Linked DNA regions of Homo sapiens: region 1 is linked to region 2. Evidence: chromatin contacts called from ENCODE Hi-C or POLR2A ChIA-PET data. All regions are on one chromosome and are shown on one strand. Each heading gives the region's core, a stretch centred on a gene start or an enhancer-like site at or near the end of the contact. The rest is flanking DNA. Distances are from core to core; before and after follow the strand shown.

The links. A loop is a pair of places that touch in the nucleus more often than their neighbours do. ChIA-PET counts read pairs that join two places held with the same protein, here RNA polymerase II (POLR2A). Pooled maps may share reads with other maps.
Region 1: a loop to region 2 is called in a pooled map, with 2.3 times the contacts of the local background. The contact joins the promoter of MRGPRX4 here to the enhancer-like site in region 2. A Hi-C loop is called at or near these places in 1 of 37 single-sample maps with no recorded cell type and 2 of 50 pooled maps. POLR2A ChIA-PET finds 5 or more read pairs at or near these places in 3 of 52 experiments (MCF 10A, OCI-LY7 and Panc1).

What each region holds. Positions count from the first base shown.
Region 1 is chr11:18,170,777-18,174,707 of GRCh38, forward strand. MRGPRX4 (MAS related GPR family member X4) reads left to right here and starts at 2,061. Exons shown (of 1, transcript NM_054032.3): 1 at 2,061-3,504. The coding sequence starts at 2,481. The coding sequence ends at 3,449.
Region 2 is chr11:18,228,220-18,231,936 of GRCh38, forward strand. It overlaps SAA2-SAA4 (SAA2-SAA4 readthrough), which reads right to left. Exons shown (of 6, transcript NM_001199744.2): 6 at 3,136-3,445. The coding sequence ends at 3,283. SAA4 (serum amyloid A4, constitutive) reads right to left here. Exons shown (of 4, transcript NM_006512.4): 4 at 3,136-3,445. The coding sequence ends at 3,283. Among named protein-coding and RNA genes, the nearest start is that of SAA4, 6.7 kb to the right of the region's middle. RefSeq lists a silencer at 1,162-1,211. Within about 2 kb of position 1,457, at least 2 of the 41 ENCODE cell types and tissues checked have a DNase peak (open chromatin) inside an H3K27ac peak, as active enhancers do; they include OCI-LY7, where a contact is called at or near this core.

The DNA of each region.
Region 1 (3,931 bases), core at 811-3,310, 57 kb before region 2:
TCTTGCATGGTTTCCAGCTACATCAGCATTCCAGCCTTATGGAAAAGGACGAGGGGAAGGAGAGGCTTTACTCCTTCTATTGATCCTGTGAGCAAGGAATTGCTTACATCACTTTGTGATTCTTCCACTTAACAGCACCTGGTCATACAATGTCATCCAGCATCAAGGAAAACTGGGATGTGGGTCTTTGTGCTGCTTTTATACTCTCAGAATTGTTATGTGACCGAAGAGGAAAATGAATATTGGGGCAATCTAGCAGTCTCTTCAGCCCTGATTGTCTCTGACTCTGTGCTCACATCAAGATTTTTCAGGAACTCCTCAGAAATAATGAATGATGGGGCAGAGAACAGAACTGGAGCCTCATGCAGGGTTCCAGGGACCAGGGGCTGGTATTAGACTTGCTCTTCGTGTTGTGAACTCAGGAAAACCCTTTAATTCTCTATGCCTTGGCTTCATCTTATGTTATATGAGGATAATACCATAGATGGTCTTTAAGGAACACAGGCTAAATGTTGGTGATACTACAGGGAAAATGACAGGTATGACTTAGTCCTTATGGAGCTTTGGTTTTCATGAGGAAGACAAACATATCATACCATAAATATAGATAGAGAAACTCTTTAGTGCCCTGAGTGTGGATAACAGAGGCTCTCCTTTTCCTCCCATTTCCTTTCTGGGCCAATCAGGGCTGTGGCACCTTGCCCCTCTAAGAGAGCTCATGATGGATGCATTCACTCCTGATGCTTCTCTGTACTCCCAGCAAAGGGTGCATCTTCTGTCCACCAGGAGGCCTCCTGCCCCTGTGCATCCTCAGGATTCCAGAGCAAATGTGACCTCTGATAGGCAAAAAGGAACTCCTGAATTTATTCCTAAATGGCATTCACTCACCTCTATTTTGTTCCCTCTTTGATTTGCCTCTCCTTCTCTATGTGGAGTTTGCTTAGGTCAGTTTTTTTTTCAATCCACAATTTTGGCTGCCAACTTGGATTTAACTTGAGAATCACTCCTCTGCTTTACTCCCTGTAACATATATAATCGACACAGGGTGGTGCTGGGTATAAAGGGCTGCTCCAAGACTGGATTGTGAGTCAGACCTGCCGGACTCAAATTCATACTATGTAATACATAACCCCTGGGACAAATAATTCCCTTTCGTTGTGCTCCAATTGCATTATCTGCCATATGGGAATAATACCAATTCTTACCTCCTAGGCTCTTCGGGTGATTAAAAGAGACAATACCTTACAAACTCTCAATCAGCTGCTGTTATTCTCCCAGATTAGACCTAATCCTCATTCTCCAGTTGAAATCTGCATGAATCTCTCTCTTTACACTCCAAGCCCTACACATCGCCTATTTCCCCTCATGGACGCCTCTCATACAAATGTTTGCATCAACAAAGAAATGCTACCAAAGATCTCCTGAAAGAGAGAACCAAAAAGTTTACATTGTGTATACCCAGCAGAACACTTAGTAGTCCCCCATAGATATTTCCACACTTCAATTACCTCCGTCAGTTACACTCAGACCTCATCTTCACTTACTCTTTCCTCTGTTCTATTGCTGAGTAATTCAGCTCAGACCCACACCCTACCCAAACACTGTGTACAAAAATGCTTCTAGGTGTTCAGCAAAGCCACACTGAGTCTTCATTTCAAAGGCACATCAGTGGTCAATTTCAAGTTTTGGGCACACATCAAGAATTCTTCTCAACACAGATACAGCTTTCCACAAATAGAATTCTGATGAATTAAATTTTCTTCATCCAGTTATACGTGTGTGTTCTAATACCTTACATTGTGCTTTCATCTTTATTTTCCATTTCATCCAAATCTACCAGTACCATTAGTCTCATGCATGCATTCATTCATTGAATGAATGTATATGAAAAGCACAGTGTGCTGCTCATGGAAATAGGCACTGGGAGTATAAAATGTAAAATGTAGTCCTGTCTGCAATGACTGACACACTGAGTTATTTCTCACCCACCAGGCCCAGCCATTTTCACACTTATCCTAGCAAAGGTCACATTTTCCTCTAGTTCATAATGCATGGTCTTCCTTCCTGTCCATGGATGACCAGTCCTAGTCACGAGTGTGTCACAACCACCTCTTTGTGTATCTGAATTCCTCCACCTGAAAGAAAATTTCAGACCCAGGATAGATTAATCATCGGGTCCAAAGCCCTGGCCGGATGAGTGGGGGTGTTTTGATCCTAATGTTATTCCCATGTCAGCACAGAACTTGTGTGGCAGTAGAGAGATGTCAGGCTTCAGAGTCAACAAGAACTGGATTTCAAACTGGATTTGAGGACCCCCACCTTTGGTAAGTGACTTATTATCTGCGAGCCTCTGTTTCTCTCTTCTTTAAATGAGGACAGTAAATCCCATACGGCAGGGTGGTGGGGAGAATCAGAGATGATACAGCTGGTGATCACATCTGGTTTGTGTTCCCAGGGGCACCAGACTAGGGTTTCTGAGCATGGATCCAACCGTCCCAGTCTTCGGTACAAAACTGACACCAATCAACGGACGTGAGGAGACTCCTTGCTACAATCAGACCCTGAGCTTCACGGTGCTGACGTGCATCATTTCCCTTGTCGGACTGACAGGAAACGCGGTTGTGCTCTGGCTCCTGGGCTACCGCATGCGCAGGAACGCTGTCTCCATCTACATCCTCAACCTGGCCGCAGCAGACTTCCTCTTCCTCAGCTTCCAGATTATACGTTTGCCATTACGCCTCATCAATATCAGCCATCTCATCCGCAAAATCCTCGTTTCTGTGATGACCTTTCCCTACTTTACAGGCCTGAGTATGCTGAGCGCCATCAGCACCGAGCGCTGCCTGTCTGTTCTGTGGCCCATCTGGTACCGCTGCCGCCGCCCCACACACCTGTCAGCGGTCGTGTGTGTCCTGCTCTGGGGCCTGTCCCTGCTGTTTAGTATGCTGGAGTGGAGGTTCTGTGACTTCCTGTTTAGTGGTGCTGATTCTAGTTGGTGTGAAACGTCAGATTTCATCCCAGTCGCGTGGCTGATTTTTTTATGTGTGGTTCTCTGTGTTTCCAGCCTGGTCCTGCTGGTCAGGATCCTCTGTGGATCCCGGAAGATGCCGCTGACCAGGCTGTACGTGACCATCCTGCTCACAGTGCTGGTCTTCCTCCTCTGCGGCCTGCCCTTCGGCATTCTGGGGGCCCTAATTTACAGGATGCACCTGAATTTGGAAGTCTTATATTGTCATGTTTATCTGGTTTGCATGTCCCTGTCCTCTCTAAACAGTAGTGCCAACCCCATCATTTACTTCTTCGTGGGCTCCTTTAGGCAGCGTCAAAATAGGCAGAACCTGAAGCTGGTTCTCCAGAGGGCTCTGCAGGACAAGCCTGAGGTGGATAAAGGTGAAGGGCAGCTTCCTGAGGAAAGCCTGGAGCTGTCGGGAAGCAGATTGGGGCCATGAGGGAGAGCCTCTGCCCTGTCAGTCAGACGGGACTTTGAGAGCAACACTGTCCTGCCACCCTTGACAATTACATGCGTTTTTCTTAGCGTTTCGCCTCAGAAATGTCTCAGTGGTAACTCAAGGTCTTCAAATAAATGTTTATCTAACCTGACAGTTGCAGTTTTCACCCATGGAAAGCATTAGTCTGACAGTACAATGTTTGGATTCTCCTTGATATTACCAATACATTTTCCCTGTTATCTTGCACTGAATCTTTCCTACTGAACACTTTTTCTGCACTTTTCATTGTAATAAAAGGAGTTCCTGTCCACAACCCTAAAACTCTTCTTTATACTTGTTTCCTACCTGATAGTATCAAAAAGGAAGATTCCTTATTAATCTGTCAGACTATGTTCCCCTGAAAATCATGTTCCCTTCTATGACTGGAGGCATTACTGCAGTTGGAAGCTCAATTCTTAATAAGTGAGTTCTGCTACCTCTAA
Region 2 (3,717 bases), core at 207-2,706:
TGCACTCAAGCCTGGCAACAGGGCGAGACTTCATCTCAAAAAAAATAAAATAAATAAAATAAAATAAAATAAAATAAAATGGGGAGACTAGTTAGATGGCTACCGCAGTACCCCAGATGAGAAATGATGTAGCCAGGAGCATGAGGGTGTAAATGAGAGGAAGTCAATGGATTAGAGATGAACTTTGGAAGTTCACATCCAGCGGATTGAATGTGGGGGTAAAGTGAAGGGAAGCATCAACACATTCCCCTAACTGGTGTGAGGAACAGAGAGAATGGCCATGTCATTAACTGAAATGGAGAAACCTGGAGTGTGAAGAGTTCTGACGGGAAAACCCGAGTTCATTTTGGGACACGTTAAGTTTGAGATATCTGGAAGCCAGCTATGTAGATATGTCAAGTAGCCAGTTGGATGTACAAGCATGGAGCTCAGAAATGAGTTTTGCAGGGGGAGATATAATTTTAAAAGCCATCCACATATAAGTACTATTTAGACTTGTGAAAGAGAGCATAGAGAAATAAAGAATGGGGGCCCAGAGCCAAGTCTGAAGAACACAGAGTTTGGGGAGATAAAAAAAGTCCCAGCTAAGGAAATAAAGGAGAATTGAGGTAGAGGGTAATATTATGCTACTTAGAGCTGATGAAGGAAAGAGTAGTATTATGAAGCCAAGAGACCAAATATATCAGGAAGGAAGGGGAAGGCAACTGCGTTGAATGTTGCTCACAGAGCTACTGATATGAGAAAAGAGAGATGTTCATTGTTTTTGGCAGCATGGAGGTCAGTGGTGACAAAGGTATTTTGCTGAAGTTGTGGGGACAGAAACCAGGCTGGAGTGGGTTAACATATGATCAGAAGTGAAGAATCAGAAGGTGTGTAGATGGGCAATACTTTCAACAAGTTTGACTTATTAAGAGGAAGAAGACAATGTGCAAGAGTGAAGAGTAATGTGGGTTGAAGTGTAGGTTTTCAATGGGATAATCTAATTCAGAAAGCAACTACTGAGTGCCTGGACCCTGCTAGGCATTAAGCATGCAGTGATGAACAAGATATGGTGCCTGTTCTCAAACAAGTCAGACATTTCCCCAAGCATAAGGGCTCACCTGGCCATTTAAACCAAGTGCTGGAGATCCACGAAGAAGAAAGGGGTCTCCACTGCTGAACCTCTTGGCCTTGTTCAGTGTATCACAGGTTCTGAAGTCAGACAAACCAGCCTGCAGTCCTGGCTCTGCACCTGTTACATATGTGACCTTGGAGAAGGTCCTAAACACAAACCTCTCTAAACCTCAGTTTATCCAGCTGAGAACATCAAAGCCTTCTCTGCAGCTTAAATCAGATAAAGTATTTAAACTGTAGGGCACAGTCTTGCAATTGCAATTAAAAATGGCAGCTATTCTAATTACTATTTGCTGACTTCCCATACCCCAGCAAAATTTGGATTGCCACCAGTGTGTGCTTCTGTTGAGGCTCTTACTAAACTGTGTTGTCTATCTACATATCTCACTTCCCCTTTAGGACAGGAAGTAGAATTTTATTTGAACTAAAAGCCAACGAAATGCCGGCCAGGTGCAGTGGTTCAGGCCTACATTTTCAGACCCTTGGCCAGTTGAGCCCATGAGTTAGCCCAGCCCGGCCAACATGGTGAACCCCCTTTTTTATTAAAAACCCAAAAATTAGCCAGGTGTGGTGGCCCATGCCTGTAATCCCAGCTGCTCGGAAGGGTGAGGTGAAAAAATCCCCTGAACCCGGGAGGCGGAGGTTGAGTAACCCGAGATCACCCCATTGCACTCCAGCTTGTTTGACAAAGGGAGATTTTGTCAAAAAAAAAAAAAAAAAAAAAAAAAAAAAAGAGAATAAAGATAAGGAAAACCAACAGGAGAGTCATTCCTTAGGTAAAATGAGCGGGACAAATTAAAAATTGAGTCAGGGGAGGCACGGGTGTTGATAAGAGATAAATCAGAGTCGGCCAGGCAGAGGGGCTCAGGCCTGTAATCCCAGCACTTTGGGAGGCCAAGGCAGCAGATCATTTGAGGCCAGGAGTTTGACACCAGCCTGGCCAACATGGCGAAACCCCATCTCTACTAAAAACACAAAAATTAGCCGGGCATGGTGGTGCGCACCTGTGGTCCCAGCTACTCCAGAGGCTGAGGTGTGATAATTGCTTGAACCCAGGAGGCAGAGTTTGCAGTGAGCTGAGATCGTGCCACTGCACTCCAGCTTGGGCAACAGAGAAAGACTCTGTCTCAAAAAAAAAAAAAAAAAAAGAAAGAAAGAAAGAAACCAGAGTCCAAGATAGCAGTTTCTAGGATAGAACTCCTAGGATTAGGCTTCTCTAAGCAATGTACCTTGTTTTTATTGAGACAGGGTCTCACTCTGTCATACAAGCTGGAGTACAATGGAGTGATCATAGCTTACTACAGCCTTGACCTCCTGGGCTCAAGCAGTACTCTAGCCTCAGCCTCCCAAGTAGCTGGGAATACAGGCACATGCCATCATGTCTGGCTAATTTTTTTGGTTTTTAGTAAAGATGAGGTTTCACTATGTTGCCTAGCTGGTCTTGAACTCCTGGGCTCAAGCGATCCTCCTGCCTCAGCTTCCCAAAAGGCTAGGATTACAGGCATAAGCCACCACACTCAGCCCACAATGTACCTTCTCCATAAGGAAAGAGCTCACTGGGGGACAAGGCCTAGAGGCAGAGAGTGGACAGGATGCAATGAATTGGGCAGTACAAAGTCTGTATACAGAGAGGCCTGGAAACTGCAACAAAATAAACTGTGAGGCCCTGAAGAAGAAGTGGGAATTTGGGGGTAGAAGTCCAATCTGAGATACAGAGGAGACTGATGGAAGACTGCCCAGGGCTGTGCCAGAGCCATGACTCCAGCCACTCAGAAGCCCAGGATGATGGTCAGTGCTTTGCCGGCTTAGGCTTACTCAGGAGGGGAAGCTGGGGCCGAAAATGACCAGAGAAGCTTGGCTTGGGTCATGTGAGGAGCCTGCATAGTTACAGGCCAGCTGGGAGTCCTTGGTCCCCCTCAGTCACAGGCTCATCTGCCATGGTGCTGTTTATCTTCCATATGGCCTCAGATGACCATTCTTCCCAGAAAGTCTGCCTCAATGTTCCCAGTTTCCACCAACAAATTCAATTTGACAAACATTTATTGAACACCTCTAGGTGCCCTATACCAGTTCCTGGGGACACAAAGCTCAGTGACCCTGTGTCCCTGTCTGGGGGGAGAAGTGTGTGGCTCACAGCCCAGTTTCCCTGAGAGCAGAGGAGCAGGAAGCTCAGTATTTCTTAGGCAGGCCGTCAGGTCTGAAGCGGTCGGGGTCTTTGCCACTCCGGCCCCATTCCTCAGCTTTCTCGTTGGACTTCGAGTCCTCCAATACAGTGCTGCTGTTTCCAAATAAATAGCAGTCTATTAATCCCTGAAGATAGACCCTGGAACGGCTGCAACCCAAAGAAAGGAGACAGGAGATTAATCTCTTGACTCACCTGCTCACCTGAGACAGCTCCACCTGCTAACTCCCTCCTCTTCTCCCACCCAAGTAATGACTGAGAGGAGGCTGGAAAACTCAAGGAAAGGGGAAGAAAACTATCAATCTTCTTGGGCAAAGGCCTAAGTCTACTGATACTTGCGCTCTGCAACAGAGTGCTTTCCCTTTTTTTTTTTTTTTTTTTTTTTTGAGACAGGGTCTCATTCTGTTGCCCAGGCTGGAGTG